Regions from separate parts of the Homo sapiens genome. Here region 2 is linked to region 1. A link is a loop called in an ENCODE intact Hi-C map of the cell type or tissue named here. Cell type or tissue: PC-9. All regions are shown on one strand. Links, peaks and the distances in the headings refer to the core of each region. The heading gives the core; the rest is flanking DNA. Region 1 has its middle 120 kb from the start of C1QTNF3-AMACR. Region 2 has its middle 200 kb from the start of RAI14-DT.

Region 1 (5,385 bases), core at 145-5,144:
GTTACACAAGTACAACATGCAGACTAAGGTCGTGTATTACCTAGCCTCATATCAGCGTCACCTAGAACAGCAAAAATGTATGCAGATTAATCACAATATATTTGGATGTACAAAATATATTGAGAGCAAAATATGATGGAAATTTAGGTGATGCTCTTTGAGCATTGCTTCCATTTTCCAATAATGTAACCAGGAATCACTGTTCACGTAATTAAAGAACAATAAGTCTATGTGAATCAAAATATACATATGCATGCAAATGTTAAACCTCAGTAGGAAGAGGCCCATTCTCTTGCTTGCTGCTATATATATATATATATATATATATACACATATATATATGTTGTGTGTATATGTATATACACACAACAATCTATAGGCTTGCTTTTTAAAATAGTATAAGCAACAAATTTTAAGAGAAACAATAATGAGTGTGTAAAACATCAGATATATGTACCTTTGCTATTATTTGTGGAAATGGGGCTATAAAATAAGCTCTTTTATTTTCTTTTGTAAAACATTTCTTTAATATGAAGTAATGCAATACGTATTTATGTTCTAAGTGTTTTAATTTCCTTGGATATAAAATAATATCTTGTTCCTTTGATTCTCTTACATATAAGTGTATTTACTCAGATATTACTCCAAATACACCAGATATATTCAAAGTTGAAAAAATATATACTTTGGAATGTATTATCACCTTATTTCACATTAAGAAATCAAAATCTCTGGCATCCAAGTGCATTCCAGCCTGAAAAAAATTATGCAATTGTGAATTTAACAGAAAGCAAATTGCTCACATATGGAGTCAACGTGAAGCTATATCAATATTTATTAAAAGTTTATATATTACTTTTGATCCCCTGGAGAGAAATACAAAATTCAAATAATTATTCTATTTTTATATCCCAATTTGTAATTATGAAACTCTAGAATTTTAATTTTTCTCTTTCAAGTTTACCTGAAGCTTCACAAAATTCTGTGAGGAATCTATTATAACAGGTATTTTGCTTATTTCCACACAAACAGAAGGAAATGTGTATTTTCTATGCCCTGAAGAATTTACTCTTTTCTGTAAATGACATATGGTAGTTAATTCTTTTTGGTAATAAAATATTCCTGTTTTTATGCCGAACAGCCTTTTCATTTAAATTCAGGGCAACATATCAAAGCTTTGCCGTAATAATACAGAGTAATCAACTAAAGTAATATAGAATTTAAATAACAAAGAGTTTAAACAACTTAATATGTCTTCTATTAATTTCAAACTGAAATTTTACAGAAATTATTTGGAATATGCTGCCAGAGTACACACACACACACACACATCACACGCTCACATCACACACTCACACCCAGCTAAAGGAAATTACCACAGCTATAATGATTTCATTAAATATCTGAAATTAAAGTTTCTTTTGGACTTTCAGCTGAAGCTCATAGTAAATAAAAGTAATATGATCATTGTTGCATACTGTGAATCAACAGCACACAGAAACCTTAGACTTTCTATATTTACACAGCTTAATTATCCGAACTGAAACCTGAGGCCATCTGTGTCAACATGATTTCACAATTCATTCCAGAAAAGTATTTTTCCAGGAAAGTAAGGCTGCAAACCTATAAATAACTTATTGTTTGCTTCAGGAAATTTCTGCAAATCAATTTATGTCAGTAAGCAACTCTCCTCTGGGCCAACAGATTGCTCACCTGGGCAGGTAGCAGCTTGTGCCAGTAACAGTTTACTTATGAAGACTTCTGTCATGGCCCTTAACTCACAGTGTCCCCCAATCCTAAACTCTATGTCCTGAACATTACCTATTCTTGTCAGTCATTGGTCTTGAAAGGCCCCGGGCAACCATTTGAGCCCAGACTTCAATACTCTATCAATACCACCTTATCATCTACTTTTCTAACATAACCCCTCAAGGTGGTGACCCCACTTACAGTCGTATTTTATTGAATTTAGCTTTCCCTAATCAACATGCTAGTCTATTGGATGCAGTGTCAGAGGCAACAATCACAGAGGTTCTGAAAGCATCAGCCCATGGTTTTCTAAACATCATGGTTCAAGACCCTTAACACGAAACAGAAAGTTTCCCCGAGGCGCCGTAAACAACCCGTTTGGGCGCTTCCCTGATAATTATAGTGAAATCTGGCATCTAATTTTTTTTGGTGGACTCTCAAATTTTATATTTATGTTTTGATTCCTAGAAATAAAAAATGTTTTTATAAGGAATTCTTTGATCGTTTATGTTTTATTCTTGATAGAAACCTACTTTATAACTTCGAACATTATTGATGTTCTTCCTGTATTTCTGAGAGGTGACAGCTTGCTGGCATCCCTCGCTGGCTCTCGGCGCCTCTTCGGCCTCAGCCCACTCTGACCGCGCTTGAGGAGCCTTTCAGCCCGCAGCTGCACCGTGGGAGCCCCTCTCTGTGCTGGCTGAGGCCTGAGCGGGCTCCCTCTGCTGGCGGGGAGGTGTGGAGGGAGAGGCGCGGGCCGGAACCTGGGCTGCCTGCGGTGCTCGCAGGTCCAGCGCGACTTCCGGGTGGGCGCGGGCTCGGCGCGCCCCGCACTCTGAGCGGTCGGCTGGCGCCGCCGGCCCTGGGCAGTGAGAGGCTTAGCACCCGGGCCAGCAGCTGCGGAGGGTGCACTGGGTCCTCCAACAGTGATGGCCCGCCGGCGCCGCGCTCGAATTTTCGCTGGGCCTCAGCCACCTCCCCGCGGGGCAAGGGGGCAGGGCTCGGAACCTGCAGCCTGCCATGCTGGAGCCCTCACCCTGCTCCCCGCCCCCGTCCCCTGCCCCCCGCCCCCCAACCGCGGGCTCCCGCGCGCCACCCCGAGGGGACGGGCGCCACCTCCTGCTACGCGGCATCCGGTCCCGTCAACCGCCCAACGGCTGAGGAGTGCGGCAGCGCGCCAGAGACTGGCGGGCAGCTCCGCCCGCGGCCGGGATGCACTAGGCAAAGCCAGCTGGGCTCCTGAGTCCGGTGGGTACTTGGAGAACTTACTACGTCTAGCTGGAGGATTGTAAATGCACCAATCAGCATGCTGTGTCTAGCTCAAGGTATGTGAACGCACTAATCAGTGCTCTGTGTCTAGCTAATCTGGTGGGGACTTGGAGAACTTTTGTGTCTAGCTAAAGGATTGTAAACAGACCAAGCAGCTCTCTGTAAAATGAACCCATCAGCTCTCTATGAAATGGACCAATCATCAGGATGTGGGTGGGGTGAGATAAGGGAAGAAAAGCGGCTGCCAGAGCCAGCAACAGCAACGTGCTAGGGTCCCTTTCCACAGTGTGGAGGCTTTGTTCTTTTGCTCTTTGCAATCTTGCTGCTGCTCACTGTTTGGCTCTGCGCAGAGCTGTAACACTCACCAAGAAGGTCTGCAGCTTCACCCAAAGATATTCCAAAGATACAGAAAACTATATAGAGACATTTTGTATGGTTCTAATAGCACATAATCCACAGGTCCCTGATCGATAATATGGGTTTTTTATAAAATTGGTTTTTTGTATGCTATGAGGAATTTTACTTGTTAAAAAGAAGAGGTGGAAAGGCAGAATATGAAAACTATGAAAATGACATAAGAGACTATGAATTAGGTGAGAAACCAGAGAGATTTAGAAACCTGTAGACATTGTGCATCCCCCAATGCCTTCCCCCTTAAAAAATATTATATTCTAATCCAGTCCATCAAATAAAGTCTACCTTCATTAGAAACATATTCTCTTGGTTTTTATAATTTCAGTTTTTTTCAGACACAGATAGTGCATATGCAGATTTGTTACTTTTGTACAGTGCACCCTGGTAGTGAGCATAGTACCCAGTAGGTAGTTATTCAGCCCATGCTCCCCTCTCTCCCCCACCCCCATAGCCTGCAGCATGTCTTGTTCCCATGTTAATGTTCCTGTGTGCTCAATGTTTAGGTTCCACTTATAAGTGAGAATGTGTGGTATCTGGTTTTCTTTTCCAGCACTAATTTGCTTAGGATTATGTCCTTAGCTCCATCCATGTTGCTGCAAAGGACATAATTTCATTCTTTTTTATGGAGGCATAGTATTCCATAGTGTATATGTACCACATTTTCTTTATCCAGTCCACCGTTGATGGGCACCTAGGTTCATTCCGTGTCTGTGCTATTGTGAATAACATGCTGATGAACATACGAGTGCATATATATTTTTCTGGTAGAATAATTTATTTTCCTTTGAATATATACCCAGTAATGGGAATGCTGGGTCGAAGGGTATCTCTGTTTTAAGTTCTTAGAGAAATCTCCAAAATACTTTCCACAGTACCTGAACCAGTTTACATTTCCACCAACAGTAGTGTATAAGCATTCCCTTTACTCTGCAGCCTGGCCAACATCTAATTTTTTTACTTTTTAATTATAGCTATTGTGACTGATGTGAGATGGCATCTTACTGTGGTTTTTGCTTGCATTTATTTATTTGCTGATTAGTGAGGATGAGTGTTTTTTCATATACTTGAGTGTCTTCTTTTGAGAAAATATCTGTTCGTGTCCTTTGCCTTTTCTTGATTTAAATTTTAAGTTCTGGGGTACATGTGCAGGAAGCGCAGTTTTGTTACATAGATAAACGTGTGTGGTGGTGGTTTGCTGCACCTGTCAACCCATCACCTAGGTATTAAGCCTAGCATGCATTAGCTATTTTTCCTGATGCTCTCCCTCTCCTCAACCCCCTACAGAAAATTATAGTGTGTGTTGTGTGTTGTTCCCCATTGTGTGTTGTTCCCCTCCCTGTGTCCATGTGTTCCCATTGTTCAGCTCCCACTTATAAGTGAGAAGATGCGGAGTTTGATTTTCTGCTCCTGTATTAGCTTTGCCCTTTTTAACTGGGGTTGTTTTATGCTTGTCATTTTTTCTTCCTTATGGATTTGTTATATTAGATCGTTATCAGATGCATAGTTTGCAAATATTTTCTCCCATTCTGTAAGTTGTCTGTTTACTCTGTGGATAGTTTCTATTGCTGTGCAGAAGCTTTTTAGTTTGATTGACTTTCACTTGTCAATTTCGTTTTTGTTGCAATTGTTTTTAGAAACTTAGCCAAAAATTATTTGCCAAGGCCAATGTCGAGAAAAATATTTCCTAGGTTTTGTTTTAGAGTTTTCATAATTTGAAGTCTTACATTTTAACCTTTAATCCATCTTGAATTAATTTATGTGTATGGTGGAAGGTAAGCATCCAGTTTCACTCTTCTGCTTATGGCTAGCGAATTATCCCAGCACCATTTATTGAATAGGGTGCCTTTTCCCCATTGTTTGTTTTTGTTGGCCTTGTCCACGATCCAGATGGTGGTAAGTGTGCAGCTTTGTTTTTGAGTGTTCTATTCTGTTCCATTGGCTTAAGTGTCTGCT
Region 2 (5,385 bases), core at 96-5,095, 210 kb before region 1:
TCGTCATGATAGTGAGTGAGTTCTCATGAGATCTAATGGTTTTATAAGGTGCTTTTCCCCCTTTGCTCAGCACTTCTTCCTGCCGCCCTGTGAAGTTGCCTTGCTTCCCCTTCCCCTTCCACCATGATTGTAAGTTTCCTGAGGCCTCCCCAGCCATGCTGAACTGTGAGTCAATTAAACTTCTTTCCTTTATAAATTAGCCAGCCTCAGGTGTATCTTTATTAGCAGTGAGAGAACGGACTAATACAGAGCTTAAGGGCACTTTTTCTATTATAGGGCTTAGTGCCATCACCCATGCTATTCAGGTTGGAGTTTGCTAGGGTAGTAGGAAATAGTGGAGACAAATTTCAAGTGAATGTTAATGATTCAAAAAGGAGATTTTTAGCATTTTCTTACCCATCCCTCCTTTTATTTATTCATTTTTGATGAGAGTTCGGGTTTCCTGGGTCACAAAAAATCCTGGAAACTATGTCCATTCATGGTCCTCACATGAAGATGCTGGGGTCAGCTGTGGAGTGAAGCAGATTCTCACAGGAGGTGGGCTGGGGCAGAGTCTCTGCCGTGTTTAGCAGGGCTGGGGCTTGTGTCCTGGCTTTGGTCTTCATGTGCGCCAGCAAGTAGCCATCTGCACAGTGTCCTATGTTGATGGTCAGACGTTAATCTCTAGCTGGGCAGGGTTCAGGAAACTTGAGATTAAAAGGAAATTTTTATGAGCAAGTCTTTAATCTTTCAAAACGTCATTTTTTTTTTTTTTGAGATGGAGTCTCGCTCTGTTGCCTAGGCTGGAGTGCAATGGCGTGATCTTGGCTCACTGCAACCTCCACTTCCCAGGTTCAAGCGATTCTCCTGCCTCAGCCTCCCAAGTAGCAGGGATTACAGACATGCGCCACCACGCCTGGCTAATTTTTGTATTTTTAGTAGAGAGGGAGGGGGTTTTGCCATGTTGGCCAGGCTGGTCTCAAACTCCTGACCTCAGGTGATCCAACCACCTTGGCCTTCCAAAGTGCTGGGATTACAGGCGTGAGCTACCGTGCCCAGCCCAAAGCTTCATCTTCTAATTCACGCTCGACGCTCAGTCATTTCATCTGCAGTTTAGCTGAGCTATGAATTAGAGGAGGAATTTGGTAAATCTAGCTTTATATAATTCCTGAAGACATACTATAATGTCATCATGATGCATGTAAGAGCACTGTGAACTCTCCAAGAGTGGCACCACAAACATTTTATGAAAGACAAGTCTCTGACCCATAATGATGTTTTCCTGAAAATGTTCAGGCCCTATCACTCTAAAGTCATAGCTACTTACTGGTTTTAACATGAGAAAACCTTTCACAAGTGTTTCTTCCTTTGGCCTAAGATGTGTGATACCTTCTTCCCTTCATTGTGGCCCCCAATCCCTTACTTATTCAGAGTGTCTGGCCAGAAAGCAAAGGCTGGGTGGTTGTCTTAAAAAGATGTGCAGTAATGTTGTTCCCAGACAGAACGAGGTCTGGCTGCTTGATCTCACGGTCCAATAACAAGATGCAGACAGCCTGGGAAATAAGGAAGTTTATTTCTGCAACTAGTTATAGGCAGAAGGTCGGAGTCACTCACCAGACCAACTCAAAGTTTCAAGTTTTTTTCTAGTGCTTATATACATTTTAAGCTCCATGCTGCGCATGGGAGTGCACCTACAAGCAGGGGTGTTTAATTCAATCTCTCTCTAATCTTTAACTAGGGTCTGGGGTCTGGAAAGCTTTCTCTAGAGTCTCGGAAAGTTTATCTTAAGTGGGCCCTGGTACGAGGTGTATGTGTAAGAATGCTTTTATTATTTGACCCGACTTTAATGTCGGAGAAAACCTGAGTGGGGTATTAATGGGTTTGTTTGGGCATTCCAGCCCTTGCACTCAGGCACTAGTTTCTCCAGTACTTTAACGCTTAACTTATACATTCATCAGAATTATGGCAAAAGGCCAGTAAAAATGAACTGTTCTGGTTGCAAATGGAAGCCTGACCTGCCACAATGTCTTTGAAGGATTATGGGGTTGGGGGAAAGGCTGTTTAGTCTTATTTATTTCCATTAGTCCCGCACAGATTAGTTTCTTCAGTGATCTCACAGAAGCCCAAGGTATTGGACCAAAGTCTTGAGAAGGTGACGGACAGATGGTTTTCAGTAGGAAGCAAGGTATCATATGGATGGAGGGTAGAAGCATAAGGAGGCAGCCCTGGATGGGAAGGTGAGGAGGGAACGCCCTGGACTGATGGGAATTCTGAACAGCCTGATAGTCACAGGCTTGGGAAGGCGGAAAGGCAGGCTCTGAGTGATGAGGTGCCTGTCACAGGTGTTGGGATAAATAAGAAGGCACCCTGGAAACTCCTTGACAAATGCCTGAAAAGAAACCAGTGGTGTTTTCCCACTGGGACCTTGTTCTCAATGAAAATGCTACCTGTTTTCTTTAAAGGAACCAAGAGAGGGCGCTGTCGTACTACCTCCAAATCCTGCTAAACCAGTTTCTGACTGGGTAATTCTCCCCCTTCCCACCCCAGTCTATAAAAATTCAGCTTTTTGAGGGATCCCAGACTGATTTTTAACCTCCTGATCAGCGGTGGTGGAGATGTTTACAACAGGGTCTCTGCTAAGCATATGCTGTATGGATAGGGTAATTCAAGGTCCCACTTGAGCCCAAAGAAACACCTTAAGATGATGGTTTTGGCAGCATTATTATGTTGCACACAAAATGCACGTGGTTCTTGTGTTCAGGAGTCCAAATATGCAAACAGGTTCAGGATGTAAAGGGAATTTGGATAGTGGGGAAATAGAAGGGTGAAGGTCGTGCATTGTAGGATAACAAAGGGAGTGTGTGTGTGCACATATACACACACACACATATACACATGCACACCCACGCACACACACACTCACACACATTGGGATTTTAGATTGGTCAGAATGGGCAGGGACTTTGGTTCACTGCTGACTGCTTCTTCAGCACCTGACATCTGTGCCTGCCACAGAGTAGGTGCCCATGAACACCTTTTGATTGTAACTGATATGTTCAATATCAAGATTTATGAAAAACTGAGAAAATTTAATCAACTGGCTGTTTAGCTTATGCAGCACTGAGTAATGTTTAGCTGTTTTAACTGCCTTAAAAAAACTAAGCTAAATGAATTGGCTCTTTGTTTGAAGATCATGTAAATATAGGAAAAACATCAATAAATATAATGACAAAACATTGCCTGTTTCACCTCAGCTTTCCTGAAAGCCTCCCATTCTTCTCATTCAACTCTCTTCCTTATGGGTACCCTTGAAGGCCAGTGAATGCGAGCCTTGCCCTGGCTGAAACCATAGCCAGCATCTCCCTGATGTGTGCAGGGCTGGGTTGTCCTCACCTCATGGAGTGACTTCATTGGCTCCTCTGATTAGTCCTTTTCCTCCCTTCTCTCATCCAGAGCAGGTCCCAGCAGGCAGAAGAGTAAGCTCAGAATTTCAGACATGACTTTCTGCATTGGGGTCTTCATTGTAAAATGAGATCTGAATCCAGGTCTCTGTCCCTTTCATCTCCAGGGCTCTCTGCCTCTGAGATTCCCACACCCTGGTGTGAATCAGACATCAGATCACGCTCCTTATCATGCACCTGCACAGCACCGCCCGGGGACCTGTAGAAATGTAGATTCTCTGTCTCTCCCTAGACACATGGAATGAGAAACTGTTAACCTGCTCAGGGATTATACCCCTTTAATTGCTGCTACTAAGGAGGCTGAGGCAGGAAGATTGCTTGAGCCCAGGAGTTCAAGAGCAGCCTAGACAACATAGCATGACTCACTCTCTAAAAAACATAAGGAAGGAAGGAAGGAAGGAGAGAGAGAGGGAGGGAGGGAGGAAGGAAGGAAAGAAGGAAGGAAGGAAGAAGAAGGAAGGGACGGAGAAAGGAAAGATAAACCGTCGGGAAAGGGGAAAATGGTCTTTCCACCCACGTGGGGCCACATGAGAAGGGGCCTTGGGTACTTCCTTACAGAGAGAGAAAGCCTGTGCCGTGCCTATCACCTCATGCATTGTGTGGGGAGAGCTTTCAGACTCAATGGATGTGTGTCAAGGGCCCTAGACACCCCCCGCCAGCTTTCAGTATTTCAGACTCGAGATAGAAATATGGGGTTATTCCTCTAGGGTGCAAGAGGAGTGTGCATAGGTAAATTACCCTATCTACACTGACCACACTATTGGAGCTGGTCTTGTTCTGTGTCTTCTCTACCTAAGCAAAGCATCGTCCCTTTCAGTGCTTGACTGCACTGTTTTCCTTGGTGACTCTGATGCCAAGGTCAATAGGCACAAGTGTTTGGAGTTCTCCCCTGGGGCTGGTAACCAGAGTGTCTTGTTTTGTGAGACAGACACTTTGACGGGGCCCAGCAGTCTGATATAGCAGACCCACAGGGGATTCTGATGCATGCAAAATGGAGCCACTGGTTTAGTGGAACTGTGTAGTGGGAAGAGGGGGTGCCAATATACTGAGGATCAAGTGGAGTTTGGTGCACCCAAGTCCAGAGGAGTGGGCTCAGGGAGGAGCTTCAGGATGGGAAACAAAAATCTCATGGGATGCCTGGGGTGTAAGAAGAGGCAATGTCAGGTAGTGAGGGCCGGGGTGGTGCAGCATGGCGGCCAGGAGCACAGGCTCTCGATGCGACTGCTTAAGTCAGCTCTGCCACTTATTACCTGCATGACCATGGGCAAGAGGCATAAACTGTCTAGTCTCTGTTTCTTCATTTCTAAAAATATAACAGGTCTTGTAGTAACGCTGTAGTAGACATAATCAGCAACGACCTGCATTTGGTGTCTTAATCCCTTCTGCACACTCCTGCCCAACTTCTGGGTTCAGAGCTCTCCTGGGTATGAAAGCCAGCTGTCCAATTGCCCTCACTACACCCCCCTAACACCACAGTGCCTCCCCGCAAACAATGCTGGATGAGGCTGATGTGTAAGAGCCCTGGCTGTCCAGCCTCTCTGGTGAGTAAATCTGAGGTGTGTTTTCTACACTGGTTCTAGAGTTTCCTCAGCAGAGATAAGCTCTGATGACCGCAGTGGGGTAACTGGCACCACCTGTCAGCTCCCCCTTCCCTCTCTCACTTCCCCACTCTCTAGGCTGGTTTCTAAGATTGTGTTCCAAAGAAACAACTTGCACTTGGACCCTCGTCTCAAGGTCTTCTCCTGGGGAACCCATGATAACCTAAGAACTTACCTTCTAGGGTTGATATGAAGATTAAAGGAGTTAGTACTGAGAGCTGTGCTTGGCACATCATAAGTACAGTCCTGTGCTGTATAACTACATTCTGGTTGACAAACCACATATACAATGATAGTTCCATAAGATTATAATACCATATTCTTACTATACCTTTTGGTGTTTAGCT

What was found. A loop is a pair of places that touch in the nucleus more often than their neighbours do. Peaks named below come from ENCODE experiments on the same cell type or tissue, not always from the same donor. Only the 100,000 strongest peaks of a DNase experiment are listed, where the experiment ranks them.
Region 2: a loop joins it to region 1, with 7 times the contacts of the local background. A loop is called at or near these places in 4 of 110 quality-filtered maps.

What each region holds. Positions count from the first base shown.
Region 1 is chr5:34,242,305-34,247,689 of GRCh38, reverse strand. It overlaps a transcript of C1QTNF3 not described here. Among named protein-coding and RNA genes, the nearest start is that of C1QTNF3-AMACR, 120 kb to the right of the region's middle. RefSeq lists a silencer at 2,780-2,959 and an enhancer at 2,672-2,966. In PC-9, for the core only: a CTCF peak has its summit at 2,232; a DNase peak (open chromatin) is centred at 1,624; H3K4me3 peaks cover 2,059 bases; H3K27ac peaks cover 1,435 bases.
Region 2 is chr5:34,449,473-34,454,857 of GRCh38, reverse strand. No RefSeq gene overlaps it. Among named protein-coding and RNA genes, the nearest start is that of RAI14-DT, 200 kb to the left of the region's middle. In PC-9, for the core only: a CTCF peak has its summit at 2,459 (motif pointing right); no DNase peak of the experiment used is centred there; H3K27me3 peaks cover 1,342 bases.